Regions from separate parts of the Homo sapiens genome. Here region 2 is linked to region 1. Evidence: chromatin loops called from intact Hi-C (ENCODE). Cell type or tissue: HCT116. All regions are shown on one strand. Each heading gives the region's core, and the rest is flanking DNA. Links, peaks and the distances in the headings are about the cores only.

Region 1 (10,394 bases), core at 1,462-9,461:
GCAATGGCTCACGCCTATAATCACAGCACTTTGGGAGGCCAAGGCAAGTGGATTGCTTGAGGCCAGGAGCTCGAGACCAGCCTGGCCATCAGGGTGAAACCTCATCTCTACTAAAAATGCAAAAAAATTAGCCAGGCATGGTGGTGCACGCCTGTAATCCCAGCTACTCAGGAGGCTGAGGCAGAAGAATCACTTGAACCTAGGAGGGGGAGGTTGCAGTGAGCGAGATCCAGCCTGGGCAACAGAGTAAGACTCTCTCTCAAAAAAAATAAAATAAAATAGCCTCTGACTGTTGGTGGTAATGTAAATTAGTTCAGCCCCTATGGAAAACAGTATGAAGATTTCCCAAAGAATGAAACATAGAACTACCATTCAACCCAGCAATCCCACTACTGCTCAAAGGGAAAAAAATCTGCCCAAAGGAAAAGAAATTGTCTTATCTAAAATACACTTGCACCTGTATGTTTATTGCAGTACTATACACAAAAGCAAAGTTGTGGAATAAGTGTCCATCAGTGGATGAATGAATAAAGTAAATGTGGTAAGTATACGCCATGGAATACTATACACCCATAAAAAAGAATGAAATCATGTCCTTTGCAGCAACATGGTGGAGATGGAGGTCATTATCCTAAGTGAAATAACTCAGAAACAGGATGTAAAATACCATGTGTTCTCACTTAAAAGTGGGAGCTAAACAATGAGTATACATGGACACAAAGATGGAAATAATAGGCACTGGGAACTCCAAAAAAAGGGAGGGTAGGAGGAAGAGTGAGGGTTGAAAAATTACCTATTGGCCGGGTGCGGTGGCTCATGCCTGTAATCCCAGTACTTTGGGAGGCCAAGGCAGGTGGATCACCTGAAGTCAGGAGTTCGATACCAGCCTGGCCAACATGGTGAAACCCCATCTCTACTAAAACTACTAAAATTAGCCAGGCATGGTGGCGCATTCCTGTAGTCGCAGAACTCGGGAGACTGACGCAGGAGAATCGCTTGAACCCGGGAGACGGAGGTTGCAGTGAGCCGAGATCACACCATTGCACTCCAGCCTGGGCAACAAGAGCAAAACTCTGTCTCAAAAAAATTTTTTTAAAAATTAAAAAAAAACTTGGATGATGAAATAATTTGTACAACACACCCCCGTGACATGAGTTCACCTTTGTAACAAACCTTCCCATGTACCCTTGAACCTAAAAGTTTTTTAAAAAAGGAACTGGGGGAGAAGTGTACAGATTTCTGGGTGCTCTCTTCTCAAAGGTCTGCCTGCCCCTTGTGGGAAAATGGAGAGGACCACAGCAGAATCAAAGACGAAGCAAGGCAACCTCTGTCTCCTGCTATCCCCAGACTGACCCGGCCTGAGCCAGCTTTGCTTATGTGATAACATCGCTAGGGGCAAAGAAGAGACGTCAGGGCTGGGTGGTGCTGGCCGAGTGAGACAGAGGGCTGAGGGACGCTGCTGAGTAGAGAAAAGGGAGAGAGATAAGTGGCGGAGACAGAGGAGGCAGGGTCAGAGAGCAGGAGGAGAAACCCACAGTTATCACTAAACAGCAAGGTGCAGTGGGGTTTGTTTGTCTGAGCTTTTTTTTTTTTCTTTTTTTGAGACGGAGCCTTGCTCTGTCACCCAGGCTGGAGTGCAGTGGTGTCATCTCGGCTCACTGCAACCTCTGCCTCCTGGGTTCAAGCGATTCTCCTGCCTCAGCCTCCCGAGTAGCTGGGGTTACAGGCACCTGCCACCATGTCCGGCTCACTTTTGTATTTTTGGTAGAGACGGGGTTTCCCCATGTTGGCCAGGCTGGTCTCGAACTCCCGTCCTCAAGTGATCCACCTGCCTCAGCCTCCCAAAGTGTTGGGATTACAGGCGTGAGCCACCGCACCCGGCCAGGGAGTGGATTTCAATGGCACGGGAGAGTCTCCCAGGGCAAACATCATGGAAAAGGTGGAACTAGAGGAAACTCAGAAAAGCTGTTGGCATTTCTTAATAAGATGGGGGTTTCCACGTAGGAGAACAGACCAGCCTGGATTGTCAGGCTTAGAAGTCACAGGGGACACTGGGCATGGTGGCTTATGCCTGTAATCCCAGCACCTTGGGAAGCCGAGCCTAGAGGATTGCTTGAGCCCAAGAGTTTGAGACCAGCCTGGGCAACATAATGAGACTCCATATCTACAAAAAATAAAATACAAAAATTAGCCAGGCATGGTGGTGCTCACCTGTAGTCTCAGCTACTCAGGAGCCTGAGGTGGCAGGATGGCCTGAGCCTGGGAGGTGGAGACTGCAGTGAGCCAAGATCACACCTCTGCACTCCATCCAGCCTGGGTGACAGAGTGAGACCTTGTCTCAAAAAAAAAAAAAAAAAAAAAAAAAGCCAGGCATGGTGGCTCATGCCTGTAATCCCAGCACTTTGGGAGGCCGAGATGGGAGGATTGCTTGAGGCAAGGAGTTCGAGACCAGTCTGGGCAATATAGTGAGACCCCATCTCTCTAAAAAAAAAAAAAAAAAAATCACAAGGGAATGACAGGGGAGCTGGAGGTAGTCTAGGTTCAAATCCCCACAGTAGAAGAAATGAACATGACCCTAAAAGTGTTTACCGAGAACTTAGTGTTTCCCAGGCATCCATCCGCGAAACCAGAAGAAAGGACACTGACATTAAATCACAGCATCCACAAATGACGTGAGTTCAATATTTTCTCTGAGCCACGCCCTTCCCAGAAGTGAATGGCTCTTCATTCTCGAGGTTTCTCTGTGAAGTGGTGCGTTTCATTGACCCATTTTACAGTGGTGGAAACTGAGGCACAAAGAAATTACATAACTCACACAAGATTGCACAGCTGGGCCCTGTATGTTTCCATTTGCAATGTGTTCAAGGACAGGCAAGAGGAATTGAGGGGAAAGAAGCCAAAAGAGTGTTCTGAGGTGGAGCGTGATGTCTCATGCCTGTAATCCCAGCACTTTGGAAGGCTAAGGCGGGCAGATCACGAGGTCAGGAGTTCGACACCAGCCTGGCCAACATAGTGAAACCCCATCCCTACTAAAAATACAAAAAAAAAAAAAATTAGCTGGGCATGATGGCGTGCACCTGTAATCCCAGCTACTCAGGAGGCTGAGGCAGGAGAATTGCTCGAACCCGGGAGGCGGAGGCTGCAGTGAGCCAAGATTGCACCATTGCACTCCAGCCTGGGAAACAGTGCAAGACTCCACCTCAAAAAAAAAAAAAAAAAAAAAAAAGGGTGTTCTGAGGATGGGGGCACTGTCTGTCTGGAAAAGGGGTTTGAAGGAGCTTTCTACAGCAGTGGTTTTCTTTTCTTTTTTTTTTTTGCGACGGAGTCTCACTCTGTCGCTCAGGCTGGAGGCAGTGGCGTGATCGCAGCTCACTGCAAGCTCTGCCTCCCGGGTTCAAGTGATTCTCCTGCCTCAGCCTCCCCAGTAGCTGGGACTACTGGCGCCTGCCACCACACCTGGCTAATTTTTTGTATTTTTAGTAGAGACAGGGTTTCACCGTGTTAGCCAGGATGGTCTTGATGTCCTGACCTCGTGATCTGCCCGCCTCGGCCTCCCAAAGTCCTGGGATTACAGGCGTAAGCCACCGCACCCGGCCAGCAGTGGTTTTCAAGTGAGGGCAATTGTGCCTCCCAGCTGCCATTTGGCAACGTCTAAAGATGTTGTTTTAACTGAGAGAGAAGGGGTGCTACTGGTGTCTAATAGGTGGAGGCCAGAGATGCTGCTAAACATCCTACAACACACAGGACAGCCCCTTACAACAAAGTATTACCCAGCTTCTAATGTCAAAAGCGCCAAGGCTGAGAAATCCTGTTCTAGAAAAAATGGGCCGCAGGTGGCTTATGTCTGTAATCCCAGGACTTTGGGAGGCTGAGGCAAGAGGATCACTTGAGCTCAGGAGTTCGAGACCAGCCTGGGCAACATAGTGAGATGGCCCCACTAAAAATAATAAAAAAAAAAATTAGCCAGGAGTGGTGGTGCACATCTGTCGTGCCAGCTACCCTGGAGGCTGAGACATGAGGACTGCTTGAGCCCAGGAGGTTGAGGCTGAAGTAAGCCATGACTGCCTCGCTGTACTCCAGCCTGGGTGCTAGTATGAGACTCCGTTTCAAAAAATAAAATTAAAATTAAAAAAAATAATAGAGGAAGGGAACATTTTACATCGTGGTGTGCAATGGTTACACATATGTAAAAATTCATTGACACGCACTTAAGATTCAGGCATTTTGTGCACACTTTACTTGTGTCTGTTACATTGCAACAAAAAGTTGTTTTTTTTTTTTTTTTGAGACGAAGTCTTGCTCTGTCACCCAGGCTGGAGTGCAGTGGGCCAATCTCGGCTCACTGCAACCTCTGCCTCCCAGGTTTAAGTGATTCTCCTGTCTCAACCTCCTGAGTAGCTGGGATTACAAGCGTGCGCCACTATGCCTGGCTAGTGTGTGTGTGTGTGTGTGTGTGTGTGTGTGTGTGTGTGTGTTTAGTAGAGATGGGGTTTCACCACGTTGGCCAGGCTGGTCTTGAACTCCTGACCTTAAGTGATCCACCCGACTCAGCCTCCCAGAGTGCTGGGATTACAGGCGTGAGCCACAGTGCTCGACCCCTTCTAAGTAATGACTCGGCCCACTGCCTCACCTCTGTTCATGCCCTCATCCTCTCTCTCTGCCTGCCTTCCCGAAATAGCTTCTTTACTCATATTCATCTTCTACCACCAGCTCCACCCTCCTCCAGTTCCCCTCCGCCCGCCCAGCCAACAGAGTGACCTTTCAAAAATGCAACACCGGCCATGCCCCGCCCCGGTCCGAATTCTTCAGTGCCTTCTCACCGCCCTCGGGACCAAGTCCAAACGCTGCAGCCTGGCGTTGAAGGCCCACCTTGAGCCGGGACCCGGCCTGCATTGGACTAACGTATGACTTCGCTTCTCACCCCGAAGCCTTTGCCTCGGCCGTTCCCTGTGCCGGAATTACCCTCCTTCCCTTTACCTGATTCTGTGTCCCCTAATTCTCTCCAGGCCTCCCCTACCTCCCTCCCCAGACAGAAAGCAGAGCTCCCCGCCCTGTTCCCAAAGCACCTTGTAACTTCCTTGTAAAATCGTTTGACCACAGGATCGCGTATCTGTGTTTTCATCTCTTATAACTCTCTCTAGTGTGTGAATATGAAGAGGGTACCTGACTATGATAGGTGTGTCACACAGACAAAAAAAAAAAAGTTTGTTGAATGATTTATTCATATATTGACCATTCACCAGGGACCAAGCGCTGGGGATAAAGAGAAGGAACAAGGCCGGGCGCAGTGGCTCACGCCTGTAATCCCAACACTTTGGACGGCCAAGGGGAGCAGATCACCTGAGGTCAGCAGATCGAGACCAGCCTGGCCAGCATGGTGAAACCCCGTCTCTACTAAAGACACAAAAAATTAGCCGGGCGTGGTGGCGCATGCCTGTAATCCCAGCTACTTGGGAGGCTGAGGCAGGAGAATCACTTGAACCTGGAAGGCAGAGGTTGCAGTGAGCCGAGATCGGCCCACTGCACTCCAGACTGGGTGACAGAGCAAGGATCTCAAAAAAAAAAAAAAGAGAAGAGAAGAACAAGGCCGGGTGTGGCGGCTCATGCTTGTAATCCCAACCCTTTGGGAGGTTGAGACTGGAGGATTGCTTGAGCCTGGGAGGAGTTCAAGACCAGCGTGGGCAACATAGTGAGACCCCGTTTCTACAAAAAAAAATTTTTTTTTTAATTAGGTGGGCCGGGCATAGCAGCATGGAGCCCGGCCGCCGCAGCACCTCTGCTCCGCGATCCGTGGGCATCCTCTTCACTGTGTCCATTGGATGTTTGCCTCCCAGACTGAGGGGGAGCTCAGAATGACCCAAATTCTCAAAACAAGTTTCCTCACCGGGCGCGGTGGCTCACGCCTGTAATTCCAGCACTTTGGGAGGCGAAGTCGGGTGAATCACGAGGTCAGGAGTTCAAGACCAGCCTGGCCAACATGGTGAAACCCCGTCTTTACTAAAAATACAAAAATTAGCCAGGCATGGTGGCGGGCACCTGTAATCCCAGCTACTCGGGAGGGTGAGACAGAATCGCTTGAGCTTGGGAGGCAGAGGTTGCAGTGAGCCGAGATGGTGCCACTGCACTCCAGCCTGGGTGACAGAGTGAGACAACGTCAAAAAAAAAAAAAAAAAGGAAAAAAAGAAAAAAGAAAAGTTTCCTCGAGCTACAGCTATCAAAGTCACTGACATTTCAAGAGGTTGTGGGGTCATGTATGAAATTAAAATTGAATCAGAAGAAGTTAAGGAGGAGAGAACTATTCAGCAGCACCAAATAGTGAATCAGTCACTACAAGAAGAAATCAAAGTGATGCATGGATTGCGGATATTTACCTCTGTCCCCAAACGCTCAGCACACCCTGGCTGCATAGATGCTGCTGCTTAAGACCTTGGATGAACTTGACTGACACCATTCTTCCCTAGGCATTTACCAAAAAATTTGTATATTTTGCTCGTATACATTTCCATATTATAATTATAGAAGATGTGTAATCTATTTAGATGTTAATTAAAGGAAACAACGAAAAAAAAATTAGCCAGGTTTTGTGGTGTGTGCCTGTAGTCCCAGCTACTCGGAAGGCTGAGGTGGGAGGATTGCTTGAGTCCAGGAAATGAAGGTTGCAGTGATCCGAGATCGCACCACTGCACGCCAGCCTGGGCAACAGAGCAAGACCTTGTCTCAAAGGAAAAAAAGAGAAAAGGAGAGAGAGAGAGAGGAGAACAAGATTCAGGAGGCTGATGCTAGAGGATCTCTTTGAGGCCAGGAGTTCAAGACCAGACTGGGTAGCATCGTGAGACCCCATCTCTAAACAAATAAAAAACTTAGCCAGGTGTGGTGGCACCAGCCTGAAGTCCTAGCTATTTGGGAGGCTGAGACAGGAGAATTATTTGAGCCCAGGAGTTCAAGACCAGCCTGGGCAACATAGTGAGATCCTGTCTCTACAAAATAAAAAAATAAAAAATTTAGACAGGCACAGTGTTACCTGTAGTCCCAGCTACTTGAGAGGCTGAGAAAGGAGGATCGCTTGTGCCCAGGAGTTGGAAGCTGCAGTGAGCTATGATCACACCACTGCACTCCAGCCTGGGTGACAGGGCGAGACCCCATCTCTTAAAACAAAACAAACAAAAAAAGAGAGATGAACAAAGCAGATGCCTTGTATTTTCTGTACCCCTTTGTTTTGTTTTCATTTTTGTTTTGAGATGGAGTCTCGCTCCGTCACCCAGGCTGGAGTGCAGTGGTGCGATTGCAGCTCACTGCAACCTCCAGCTCCTGGGTTCAAGCTATTCTCCTGCCTCAGCCTCACTCCACTTCCCAGGTATGACAACCAGAATGTCTCCAGATATTGCCAACTGTCCCCTGGGGGCAAAATCTCTCCTAATTGAGAACCACTGATTGATGTCAATACCAAAGAGTCTTTTTTTTTTTTTTTTTTTGAGACAGGGTCTCACTCTGCCCTCCAAGCTACAGTGCAGTGGCATGATCTCGGCTCACTGCAACCTCCGCCTCCCGGGTTCAAGCAATTCTCCTGCCTCAGCCTCCTGAGTAGCTGGGATTACAGGCACCCGCCACCATGCCCAGGTAATTTTTTGTGTGTTTAGTAGAGACAGGGTTTCACCATGTTGGCCAGGCTGGTCTCAAACTCCTGACCTCAGGTGGTCTGCCCTCTTCGGCCTCCCAAAGTGCTGGGATTACAAGCATGAGCCGCTGTGCCCGGCCAAAAGAGTCTAGACTAAAGAAAAGTCCGGTTATCAAGAAGAGACATGACTTCAAGTATAGTCCGGTGGCTAAAAGCTATGGCTCTCAGAACAGTTTATTGAGCACTTAAGATGTGTGGATTTTCGTGAGTATAAATTATACCTCCATATAAAGGGAAAAATAGAGGAGGATAGTATTCTATATCTTTCTGTGGTGATGCTGATGTTCTATATCTTAGTAGGGATTTGGGTTAGACAGATGTTTGCATTTGTCCAAACTTAGCCAACGTACACTTGAGGTCTGTGCATTTAATTGAGTATAAACTTGACCTCAAAAGATAAAATTCTATACGTGAATACTGACCTCTAGTTAATGCTCTGCGTGAAGAACTTTTTGTTTACTTTTATATTTATTTATTTATTTACTTTTAGAGACAAGGTCTTGCTATGTTGCCCAGTCTGTGGCGTGCAGTGGCACAATCATAGTTCACTGCACCCTTGACCTCCTGGGCTCAAGCAATCCTCCCATCTCAGCCTCCTAAGTAGCTGGGACTACAAGCATGCACTACCACGCCCAGCTAATTTTTTACTTTTTTGTAGAAATAAGGTCTCGCTCCATTGCCCAGCCTAATCTGGAACTACTCTCCTCCTGCTTCACCGCCGCCGCCTCTTCCTCCTCCTCCTTCTCCTTCTTCTCCTTCTTCTTCTCCTTCTCCTCTTCCTTCTTTTCTTTCTTCTTTCTTTCTCTTTCTTTCTTCTTTCTTTCTTTCTGTCTCTCTCTTTCTTTTTCTTTCTTTCTTTCTCTCTTTCTCTTTCTGAAACCTCTTCCTCTTCTTCCTTCTTCCTTCCTTCCTCGTCCTCCTCCTTCTTCTTTCTTCTTTTGTGAGACAGGGTCTCACTCTGTCACCCGGGCTCTGAGTGCAGTGACACAATCATAGTTCACTGCATCCTTGACCTCCTGGGCTCAAGTGATCCTCCCACCTTGACCCCCACCCAAAGTGCTGGGATTACAGGCATGAGCCACTGCACCTGGCCTGCAAAATTATTTCTATGTTTGAATTTTTTATGATAAGATTTTGGGGGAAATCCCTTGCATTTTTGCATGTTACTGCATACAAATTCTAATTTCACCTTCAAAAGGGGGAAAATAAGAGTATACATGGCTTTGAAGTCAGATTCACCTGAGTTCAAATCCCCAAAGGGCTTCACTTCTCACATGGCTATGCCCTTCCTTCTTCTGACCTGCTTTCTGTCCCATCAACCTGGGCTAATGATTTATTGAGGTGGGGTTTTAAGCACAAGCTAGGGAACCAGACACACTGGGTTTAAATCAAAGACCATTATTCTAAGTGAATTAATGCAAAACAGAAGACCAAATACCACGTGTTTTCACCTCTAAGGAGCTAAACACTGAGTACACACAGACATAAAGATGGGAATGATAGGCCGGGCGCAGTGGCTCACACCTGTAATCCCAGCACTTTGGGAGGCCAAGGCCAGTGGATCACAAAGTCAGGAGTTTGAGACCAGCCTGGCCAACATGGTGAAACACCGTCTCTACTAAAAATACAAAACTTAGCTGGTTGTGGTGGCGGGTGCCTGTAATCCCAGCTACTCAGGAGGCTGAGGCAGGAGAATTGCTTGAACTCGGGAGGTGGAGCTTGCAGTGAGCCGAGATCGCACACTGCACTCCAGCCTGGGCGACAGAGGAGACTCCGTCTCAAAAAAAAAAAAGAAAAGAAAGAAAAAAAAATGACAACTCCACCAGTTCCCAGGTGTGCCGTCTTGGGCAGTGACTTCAGTGTTTTGTGCATTTGAAATGGGTAATGACAGCACCTACTTTGCAGCATTGCTGTGAGGCTGAAATGAGGACTCCCGGTGCCCTTCCAGCAAAGCTGGTGAAGTGGCATCAAGCATGTTTATCTGTGAGAGGGTGCGAGACACCTGCAGTCACCCTGGGGGAGACTTTGAGAGACTTCAGAAAAGCAGGAGTGGGGCAGGGCCAAGGAAATATTTTCTTGCAATTATTTGCAATTACTAAATCTGTTTGCTTTTATCCTCCCCAGGCAATGGAACCTGAAAAACAGAGGTTTCAAAGGCACATCTGGGCTGGCACGGTGGCTCATGCCTGTAATCCCAGCACTTTGGAGAGCCGAGGTGGGAGGATCAGTAGAACCCAGAAGTTTGAGACCAGCCTGGGCAACATAGCAAGACCCCCATCTCTACAGAAAGTTAAAAAATTAGCCGGGCGGCCGGGTGCGGTGGCTCACACCTGTAATTTCAGCACTTTGGGAGGCCAAGGTGGATGGATCACAAGGTCAGGAGTTCGAGACCAGCCTGGCCAACATGGCAAAACCCTGTCTCTACTAAAAATACAAAAATTAGCTGAGTGTGGTGGTATGCACCTGTAAACCCAGCTTCTCGGGAGGCTGAGGCAGGAGAATCACTTGAACCCAGGAGGTGGAAGTTGCAGTGAGCCAAGATCATGCCACTGCATTCCAGCCTGGGCGACAGAGTGAGACTCTGTCTCAAAGAAAAAAAAAAAATTAGCCAAGCATGTTGGTGCACACCTGTACTATCAGCTACTCATGAGGCTGAGGTGGGAAGATTGTTTGAGCCTAAGAGTTCAAGGCTGCAGTGAGCCATTACCATGCCTCACTT
Region 2 (10,394 bases), core at 1,668-9,667, 56 kb after region 1:
GGCTAATTTTTGTATTGTTAGTAGAGACGGGGTTTCACCATGTTGGGCAGGCTGGTCTTGAACTCCTGACCTCGTGGTCTGCCCACCTTGGCCTCTCAAAGTGCTGGGATTACAGATGTGAGGCACTGCTCCTGGCCAGGTTCCTCTTTTCAAAGGCAGCTCCCGGGGGCACGGCTGACTTGTGTCTGGTAACTTTTTTTTTTTTTAAGGAAAACCATCTAGTTTTTTGGGAAAACCAGACTCAGAGCTCAGAGGATCTGAGCAGAGATTTAGGCTCCTGGGTCCTCCAGCTCCTTGAACCCACGGGGAATCCAGCAGCGGTTGCTCCCTTCCCCCCTAAGGAATGCAGGAACCCTGCCCAGAAGTGGCATTAGTAACTGAGCTCTCCCTTTGTCCCTAAGCTGCCATTCCATTGTCTTCCCCCAGTGATCACGGAAAAGGTCCTGGAGGGTGGAGGAGAGGTGCTCAGAATGGAGGAGGAGGAGGGGTGTTGGGACTGCTCAGCTCCTGCTGAAGTAAACACCTGCTCTGTGTTCCATAAGCTGGGACCCCAGGGTCAGGCCAAAGGGAAATGGATACCCCGGGTTTGGGTGGTCGCCACAAATTCTAATGCATGTACTACCTACATCATAGCCGCCCCCCCACCAAATAAGCCCAGTGATTAAGCGTACAGTTTCTGGAGCCTGGTGCCAGAGTTTGAAACCTCCTTTTTTTTTTTTTTTGGAGACAAGGTCTTACTCTGTCGCCCAGGCTGGAGTGCAGTGGCACGATCTCGGCTCACTGCAACCTCCACCTCCCAGGTTCAAGCGATTCTCCTGCCTCAGCCTCCCTAGTAGCTGGGATTACAGGCACCCCCCACTGTGCCCACCTAATTTTTGTATTTTTAGTAGAGACGGGGTTTTACCATGTTGGCCAGGCTGGTCTTGAACTTCTGACCTCAGGTGATCCACCCGCCTCAGCCTCCCAAAGTGCTAGGATTACAGGCTTCAACCACCACGCCCGGCCTAATTTTTTTTTTTTTTTTTTTTGAGACAGTTTCGCTCTTGTCACCCAGGTTAGACTGCAATGGCACAGTCTCGGCTCACCTCAAACTCCACCTCCCAGATTCAAGCGATTCTCCTGCCTCAGCCTCCGGAGTAGCTGGGATTACAGGCGTGCACCACGACGCCCAGATAATTTTTGTATTTTTAGTAGAGACGGGGTTTCACCATGTTGGTCAGACTGGTCTTGAACTCCCGACCTCAGGTGACCAGCCCTCCTTGGCCTCCCAAAGTGCTGGGATTACAGGCGTGAGCCACCACACCCGGCCCTCTTTAAAGTTCTAAAATGCTTCTAACCTTTAAGCTGTCCTTGTTCATTCCTGGGCTTAGGCCAAACTAACTTTGGGAAGGAATTCAGCTGATGGTTTGACTCTGAAACAAAACTGATAACAGCCCTTTCCCTAAAAGACCCACTTCTTGCCTGGGAACCAGTCTGCCTTTGCAGGACTAACAAATTAGCTACAAGATTAGAAATTACAGTTTAGGAGTCATGCAGCCTCTGGGTCCAAGAGTCTGAACGTCCCCAGATTGCTCCCAGAGGTAGCATCACTATTGTAAAACCTAAAATCAGTGCTTGAGATAGTTTGCAGACCCTGCACTCGATGGATCAGCTGACACCACCCAGACCATCAGACCAGACCAGTCAAGATCGCACCATTGCACTCCAGCCTGGGCAACAAGAGTGAAACCCCATCTCAGAAAAAAAAAAAAAAAAAAAAAAAAAAAAAAAGAAGGAAAAGAAAGAAACTCTACACTTCCTGTCCTTATTCCTGGGAATTTATTTAACAATTTAATTTCTCACCATACCCGAGGGAAGGCACAGCCTATTGCAAAGTCATTTTGCACGAAAGCAAACTGGGGCTCAGAGAACCAGGCCTCCAGTCAGTGCTGGTGTCATGGACAACCAGGCTGAGGGCCCATGGCAGAACCTGTTTTATGACATGGCTGCTCTCCCTGAAGCCAGTGAGGCACAAAGCCTAGGGGAGTGGACAAGGGACAGGAAGGTGTGGGTTTCCATCCTGCTGTGTGACCTTGGGGAAGTCACCTAACCTCTCTGAGCCTCATTTTTCTTTCTTTTTTCTTATTTATTTATTTTGAGACAGAGTCTCGCTCTGTCGCCCAGGCCAGAGTGCAGTGGCGCAATCTCAGCTCACTGCAAGCTCCGTCTCCCAGGTTCAAGTGATTCTCCTGCCTCAGCCTCCCGAGTAGCTGGGATTACAAGCGCGTGCCACCACGCCTGGCTAATTTTTGTATTTTTAATACAGATGGGGTTTCTCCATATTGGTCAGGATGGTCTCGAACTCCTGACCTCGTGATTTGCCCACCTCAGCTTCCCAAAGTGCTGGGATTACAGGCATGAGCCACCGTGCCCAGCCTTCTTGTTTTTAGTTTTTTTTTTTTTAATGAAAAAAAAAGTATTATTATGGCCGGGCACGGTGGCTCACGCCCGTAATCCCAGCACTTTGGGAGGCCAAGGTGGGTGGATCACCTGAGGTTAGGAGTTGGAGACCAGCCTGACCAACATGGCAAAACCTCATCTCTACTATAAATACAAAAATTAGCTGGGCATGGTGTCGCATGTGTGTAATCCCACCTACTTGGGAGGCTGAGGCAGGAGAATCGCTTGAACCCGGGAGGCAGAGGTTGCAGTGAGCTGAGATTGTGCCACTGCACCCCAGCCTGGGCAACAGAGAGAGACTCTGTCTCAAAAACAAAACAAAACAAAACAAAAACCAGAAGAGATGTGTGGTGCATGTAAAATACACATGAGATGAGATTTTGAAGACTGATTTTGAAAAAAAGAATGTAAAATGTCTTGGCCATAACTTTCATCAGAATTACTTGATTTGTATTTAAATATCATGGCATTTAGTTTATGGGGGATTTTTTTGTTTTAATTTATCTTTTTTCTTTTTTTCCAGCAAATGCTTAACATCCAAAGTTTATGGTTATATGTTTGAGATGGGATCTCATTCTGTCGCCCAGGCTGGGGTGCAGTGGCTCACTGCAGCCTCTACCTCCTGGGTTCAAGCCATCCTCCCACCTCAGCCTCCCAAGTAGCTGGGACTATATAGGTATGTGCCATCACGTTTGACTAATTTTTAAATTTTTTTGTAGAAGCCGGGTGCAGTGGCAAATGCCTGTAATCCCAGCACTTTGGGAGGCCGAGGCGGGCGGATCACCTGAGGTCAGGAGTTTGAGACCAGCCTGGCCGACATGGTGAAACTCCGTCTCTACCAAAAATACAAAATTAGCTGGGGGTGGTGGCGCGCGCCTGTAATCCCAGCTACTTGGGAGGCTGAGACAGGAAAATCTCTTGAACCTGGGAGACAGAGATTGCAATGAGCCAAGATTGTGCCACTGCACTCCAGCCTGGACGACAAAGTGAGACTCTGTCTAAAAAAAAAAAAAAAAAAAAGTTTTCTGTAGACACCGAATCTCACTATATATGTTCCCCAGGATGAACTTGAAGTCCTGGGCTCAAGTGATCCTCCCATCTCAGCCTCCCAAAGTGCTGGGATTACAGGTGTGAGCCACCGCGCCCGACCCATAGATGCTTGTTAAGGGAAAATCCCAGCACTTTAGGAGGCCAAGGAGGGTGGATCACCTGAAGTCAGGAGTTCGAGACCAGCCTGGCCAATATGGTGAAACCCCATCTCTACAAAAAATACAAAAATTAGCTGGGCTTTTTGGCTGGTGCTTGCAATCCTTGAGAGGCTGAGGCAGGAGAATCACTTGCCTGTAGTCTTAGCTACTTGGGAGGCTGAGGTGGGAGGATTTGCTTGAACCCAGGAGTTCAAGGCTGCAGTCAGCTATGATAGCGCCACTGTACTTCAACCTGGGCAACAGAGGGAGACCTGGTCCCTTAAAAAAAAAAAGACATTTCTCAAGAGGGCCTTCTACCTTCCTTCCTTCCCTTTGAAAAACCTAGGAGGGAGTTACAGATGTTATTGTTCACCAGCTGTATCCTAAGGAATTCAGGTTCGTCCTAAAGGAAAATGCCTTTTCCCCTTTCCTCACCTCGTTTTAGATACTCTCTGGAGGATTTTCCTCAGATTCTCGCTGAAACCTGACTCTCTCCTGGTAATGCAAATATTCCTGGGCTCTCTATGGGAAAGCTGCGGCCCTGTGCCTGACCCCAGGGCACTGGGAGAGAAAGTCTTTCCGGGCCGCAAGGTGTCATAGGAAAGGGGTCCCAATCCAAACCCCAAGAGAGGGCTCTTGGATCTCAGGCAAGTCTGTAAAGTGAAAGCAAGTTTTTAGGAAAGTAAAGGAATAAAAGAATGGCTACTCCATAGACAGAGCAGCCCCAAGGGCTGCTGGTTGCCCATTTTTATGGTTATTTCTTGATAATATGCTAAAGAAGGGGAGGATTATTCATGCCTCACCTTTTTAGAGCATCTGGGGTAACTTCCTGGTGTCGCCATGGCATCTGTAAACTGTCATGGTGTTACTGGTAGAAGGTGTCCAGGTTCTTGGCATCCCAAACAAAGAATTGGACAAAACACACCAACAAAGCAAAAGCAAGGAAGGCAGAAGCAGGGATTTTTTTTTTTTTTTTTTTTTTTTGAGACGGAGTCTTCCTCTGTCATCCAGGCTGGAGTGCAATGGTGCAATCTTGGCTCACCGCAACCTCCGCCTCCCGGGTTCAAGTGATTCTCGTGCCTCAGCCTTCCGAGCAGCTGAGATTATAGGCATGCACCCCCATGCCCGGCTAATTTTGTATTTTTTTTTAGTAGAGTCGGGGTTTCTCCATGTTGGTTAGGCTGGTCTCGAACTCCCAACCTCAGGTGAACTCCCGACCTCAGGTGATCCGGCTGCCTCGGCCTCCCAAAGTGCTGGGATTACAGGTGTGAGCCACCGCGCCCCAGCCAGAGGCAGGGATTTATTGAGAATGAAAGCACACTCCACAGTGTGGGAGTGGGCTGGAGCATAGGGGCTCAAAGTCCCCATTACAGAATTTTTCGGAGTTTAAATACCCTTTACTTGGGGTACGCCCTATGTAAATGGAGAGGATGAAGTAAGGTTACAGTCATTGACTTGGCTTCCGCCCTTCCTGCCATAGGTGAAGTGTGAATCGACCTTATATTCTTGGCCTCCAGACCTTGTTTTCCTGACTCAGTGACACTGATGGGAGTGTAGCAGTGAGGACAACCAGAGGTCACTATTGGGGCCATCTTGGTTTTGGTGGGTTTTGACTGGCTTCTTTTTGCAACCTGTTTTATCAGCAAGGTCTTTATGACCTGCATCTTGTGCTGACCTCCTATCTCATCCTGTGACTTAGAATGCCTTAATTGTCTGGGAACACAGCCCAGCAGGTCTTGGCCTTATTTTACCCAGCCCCTACACAAGATGGAGTCACTCTGGTTTAAACATCTCTGACAAAGGCATTCAGAGAGAAAGTCTGTCCATGTGAACATTGTCTCCTAAGCTTGCCGGGTGCTCCAATCACGGCCATGGGCAGGACGTGTGACAGCTGGTCTCCCCCTCCAAGACTCCCAGACTAGCAGGCAAATCTAACATTCCAGAAACCCTTAAATAGTTCATGAATGACACCTGAAATCTGCATTCTGCTGGGGGAGGCAGGGACGTGTCTTGGCCGTGGCTGGGAAGCAAGATTTTTAAAGCTCAGGCCTGAGCTGGAAGAAAAGACTGGAGGAAGAGGGGAGGGGATGGGCAGGATTCCAACTCTCCTGGGGGAGTTCCAGGCTGGGGCAACACCGGTTTTACTTTCTGAAGCGGAGGGAGGTCTCTGTCCATCTCCTGCTGACACCCACCCCACCTGGGCCTGGCTGCTACCCGAGGGTAATTATCTGCACCCAGCCATGCACCGCACCGCCGTTCCCACTGCCCATGACTCACTCGGCCCCCCTTGCGTTCTTTGTTCTTCGCCTCCTTCCCCCACCTCCCTGCAGGCTTCACACTTTGCAGGCCTAGGTCTTAGTCATCTCTGGGAACGGCTCCAATTTTCTTACAATGATAAGTAAATGGATCATTCTTTAGCTCGGCTAGAATGTCCCCATCTTTATTCTCAGAGCAATTCCTTGCACATAGCCGCATGCCCTCATCATAGGGATTTTGCCCTGGCTGCCACCTTGCCCTCCTTCTGGTTCCCTGTTTCATTTTCGAAGGTCTTTCTTCTTTGAGACAAGGTCTCACTCTGCCCCTAGGTGAAGGGCAGTGATGCGATCATAGTTTACTGTAGCCTCCAACTCCTGGGCCCAATCGATCCTCCAACCTTGGCCTCCTGAGTAGCTGGGACTGTAGGCACCCGGCTAATTTTTAAAAATTATTTTCAGAGACAGGGTCTTGGCCGGGTGCGGTGGCTCATGCCTGTAATCTCTGTACTTTAGGAGGCCGAGGTGGGTGGATCACCTGAGGTCCGGAGTTCCAGACCAGCCTGGCCAAAATGGTGAAACCCCGTCTATATTAAAAATACAAAAAAATTAGCCAGGCGTAGTGGTGCACGCTTGTAGTCTCAGCTACTCAGGAGACTGACGCAGGAGAATCACTTGAACCCAGGAGGTGGAGGTTGCAGTGAGCCGAAATTATGCCATTGCACTCCAGCCTGGGCGACAAGAACAAAACTCCATCTCAAAAACAAAACAAACAAACAAACAAAAAAACTCAAAAGAGACAGGTTCTTGCTGTGTTGCCCAGGCTGGTCTCGAACTCCTGACCTCAAGTGATCCTACTGCATTGGCCTCCCAAAATGCTGAGATGACAGTCGTGAGCCACCACACCTGGCCTCGTTTTGAAGGTCTTGAATCAAATAATTACCTTTTCCTTGAGGTATCTGGAATATATAGATAACATAACCGGTTAGGTCAGGGGTCGATCTTTAACCAGGCCCAGGGTGCGGTGCCGGGCTGTCTGCCTATGGATTTGATTTCTGCCATTTAGTTTTTACTTCTTCTTTCTTTGGAGGCAGAAATTGGGCATAATATGAGGGGTGGTGTCCTCCCTTACTATGATTGTGCCCCTGCACTCCAGCCTGGTCAACACAGCAAGACCCTGTCTCAAAAAGAAAAGGGATCTAACATCTTTTTAAATTTACTTATTTATTCTACCTGTAGACTCTTAACACTAGAATGTCAGGGATTTTTGCATGTTGGTTCATTCACTGATCCGTTGTATTCTCAGACCTGGGGCTTGTCAAGCATGCAGGCACTGAATGAACATCTGTTAAGGAAATGCCGAGTGAGCCAAGCATGGAATTTGTAAGGCTCTTGTGTCGTTTCGAACCCCGAGAGCAAGCCAACAAACAACATGAGCTGGTGTGGAGCAACACGCTGTTTTAATGTGCACCTGGGTGCAGACGGCTGAGGCCTAAAATGGCGTCAGCCCCAAGTGAGGACGGGGCAGGGGTTTTATAGTCTCCCGTAAACAGCAAGTGTCCCAGTCTGACGTAACTGCTACATGGTACCCGGATGGCCCGTCTCTTGATCTTCAGGGGCATGTGTCTTCCGGCCAGGGTAGATGTCTTCCAGCCAGGGTACGTGTCTTCCGGCCAGGGCAGGTGTCTTCCGGCCAAGGTAGCTGTCTTCCGGCCAGGGTAGATGTCTTCCGGCCAGGGTAGATGTCTTCCGGCCAGGGTAGGTGTCTTCCGGCCAGGGTAGATGTCTTCCGGCCAGGGTAGATGTCTTCCGGCCAGGGTACGTGTCTTCCGGCCAGGGTACATGTCTTCCGGCCATCTCTCTTCCTGCTTCTGCTATCTTGCTGGCGCATGCTGCTGGGGCAAGTAGCCTTGCACCTTGGGACTGGGCCTGAGAAGGGAGGAGTTATTCATCCCCCCAAGTTTATCCTCCCAAGTTTTCAGGCCGCGGGGAGAATCTTTCAGAATTATTCTGTCAATATTGTTTCTTCCCCCTTACCCTGGCTCTCTTCTCCCAATCCTGCCCTGGTCCCCACTCTGCAGATGAGTAGACACTGTGTCCCACCTTGTCCTGTGGGTGCCTGATACTTGACTCTGTCAGTGCTTGTGGCTGCTGTAGTTTTATTTATTTTCGAGACAGAGTCTCACTCTGTCACCCAGGTTGGAGTGCAGTGGCGCTATCTCGGCTCACCGCAACCTCTGCCTCCCAGGTTCAAGCGATTCTTCTGCCTCAACCTCCCGAGTAGCTGGGATTATCTAGGCGTGCACCACCATGCCCAGCTATTGTATTTTTAGTAGAGACAGGGTTTCACCATGTTGGCCAGGCTGGTATCAAACTCCTGACCTCAGGTGATCCCCCCACCTCGGCCTACCAAAGTGCTGGGATTACAGGTGCGAGCCACTGTGCCTGGCTTGTAGTTTAATTTTTATTTATTTATTTATTTATTTATTTATTTATTTTTGGAGATGAAGTCTTGCTCTGTCACCCAGTCTGGAGTGCAGTGGCACAATCTCGGCTCACTGCAACCCCCACCTCTCAGGTTCAAGCGATTCCCCTGCCTCAGCCTCCCAAGTAGCTGGGATTACAGGCGTGCACCATCATGCCTGGTTAATTTTTGTATTTTTAGTAGAGATGGGGTTTCGCCATGTTGGCCAAGCTGGTCTTGAACTCCTGGCCTTAAGTGATCTGCCTGCCTTGGCCTCCCAAACTGCTGGGATTACAGGCGTGAGCCACTGCACCAGGCCAATTAACTTCTCCTAATCTGTAACTAAGGTCTGAGTCCTGAAGACCTTCCTCTGAGCCTCAGTAAATTTACTTAATCTAGATGGGTCCAGGTGCCAGGGATAGTTACCCTTATCTTGTCTCCTGCTAAATTTTAGAGTCTAGAGAGTTTCTTCAGACTCCCAATAAAACTTGTTTAATCCTAAACAGGTCCATTAAGAATTCCTTCATTATCTTGTCATGCTTCAAGGCCCAGGAAAGGCCTGGGCAAAACTCTTGGTGTGCTTTTGTTACGTTCCAGCCTTTGTCTAAGGGCACTGGCGCTATCATCTTTAAATATTTAACTTAACCACGCAGTCAGTGCTGAAACAGTTGTTAGAGAGGCCTGTGTTAGTGAGACCTGGCCTGTCACAGTATCTCTCTGTCTCTCTTTCCCTCCCTCTCTCTTTTTCTTGCATAACTGCAGTATCTCTCTGTCTCTGTCTCTCTCTGTAGCGCTCCCTCTGTCTCTCTCTTTCATTTTTCTTTTCTTTTTATTTATTTATTTATTTATTTTTTGAGACGGAGTTTTGCTCTTGTTGCCCAGGCTGGAGTGCAATGGTGTGATCTCGGCTCACTACAATCTCCACCTCCCGGGTTCAAGCAATTCTCCTGCCTCAGCCTCCCAAATAGCTGGCATTACAGTCACACACCACCATACCTGGCTAATTTTTTTTTTTTTTTTTTTTTTTTGAGATGGAGTCTCGCTCTGTCGCCCAGGCTGGAGTGTAGTGGCGCAATCTCGGCTCACTGCAACCTCCACCTCCCAGGTTCAAGTGATTCTCCTGCCTCAGCCTGCCGAGTAGCTGGGATTACAGGCGTGCACCACCATGTCCAGCTAATTTTTGTATTTTTAGTAGGGACAGGGTTTCACCATGTTGGTCAGGCTGGTCTCGAACTCCTGACCTCTTGAACTGCCCGCCTCGGCCTCCCAAAGTGCTGGGATTACAGGTTTGAGCCACCACGCCTGGACTAATTTTTGTATTTTTAGTAGAGACGGGGTTTCGTCATGTTGGCCAGGCTGGTCTTGAACGCCTGACTTCAGGTGATCCACCTGCCTCAGACTCCCAAAGTGCTGGGATTACAGGCGTGAACCACCAGGTCCGGTCTTCTCTCTCTCTTTTTCTTGCATAACTTCAGTATCTCTCTGTGGACAACAGAAACCAGATGGCCCCAGTCCTGGGTTAGGTGGGAAGATATTCACCGAGCCCAGGGGCTGGGGTGGGAAATTTGGAAAACGTAAGGCCACTTTCAACCCTTTCCCAGTGTGCCTTAACTTGGGAAGCCCCTGGGCTATAGGCTTCTGGCTCCCCAGTGGCAAAAGGCACTGAGGTCAGGTGGGGAAAGGGACCAGGATTAAGCAAAATGTCTGTGCTAGGCGGGAGATGCTGTCTGTGAAAAGTGCCCGAGGGACTGGAGCACCTGAGACGTCCTCGCTGCGTGTTTCTTCTGCCCTCGTGTGTCTCCATTGGGAACTGCAGTAACCCAAGTCTAGGTTTTTGTTGTTTTTTGAGATGGAGTCTCTCTCTGCCGCCCAGGCTGGAGTGCAATGGTGTGATCTTGGCTCATTGCAACCTCCACCTCCTGGGTTCAAGCGATTCGCCTGCCTCAACCTGCCGAGTAGCTGGGATTACAGGTGCCCGCCACCACGCCTGGTGAATTTCTGTATTTTTAGTAGAGATGGAGTTTTGCCATGTTGGCCAGGCTGGTCCCAAAC

Evidence for each region. Hi-C counts contacts between places; a loop is a spot of excess contacts. Peaks named below come from ENCODE experiments on the same cell type or tissue, not always from the same donor. Only the 100,000 strongest peaks of a DNase experiment are listed, where the experiment ranks them.
Region 2: it touches region 1 in a loop (5-fold over the local background); 4 of 110 quality-filtered maps call a loop at or near these places.

The regions. Positions count from the first base shown.
Region 1 is chr19:9,013,598-9,023,991 of GRCh38, forward strand. The region is part of intron 2 of MUC16 (mucin 16, cell surface associated); the gene reads right to left. It also overlaps the pseudogene BOLA3P2. Among named protein-coding and RNA genes, the nearest start is that of MUC16, 47 kb to the right of the region's middle. In HCT116, for the core only: no CTCF peak of the experiment used is centred there; DNase peaks (open chromatin) are centred at 4,734 and 5,054; H3K4me3 peaks cover 1,770 bases; H3K27ac peaks cover 2,735 bases.
Region 2 is chr19:9,069,866-9,080,259 of GRCh38, forward strand. No RefSeq gene overlaps it. Among named protein-coding and RNA genes, the nearest start is that of MUC16, 9.3 kb to the left of the region's middle. RefSeq lists enhancers at 1-443, 444-1,377, 4,236-5,123. In HCT116, for the core only: no CTCF peak of the experiment used is centred there; a DNase peak (open chromatin) is centred at 5,956; H3K4me3 peaks cover 454 bases; H3K27ac peaks cover 1,763 bases.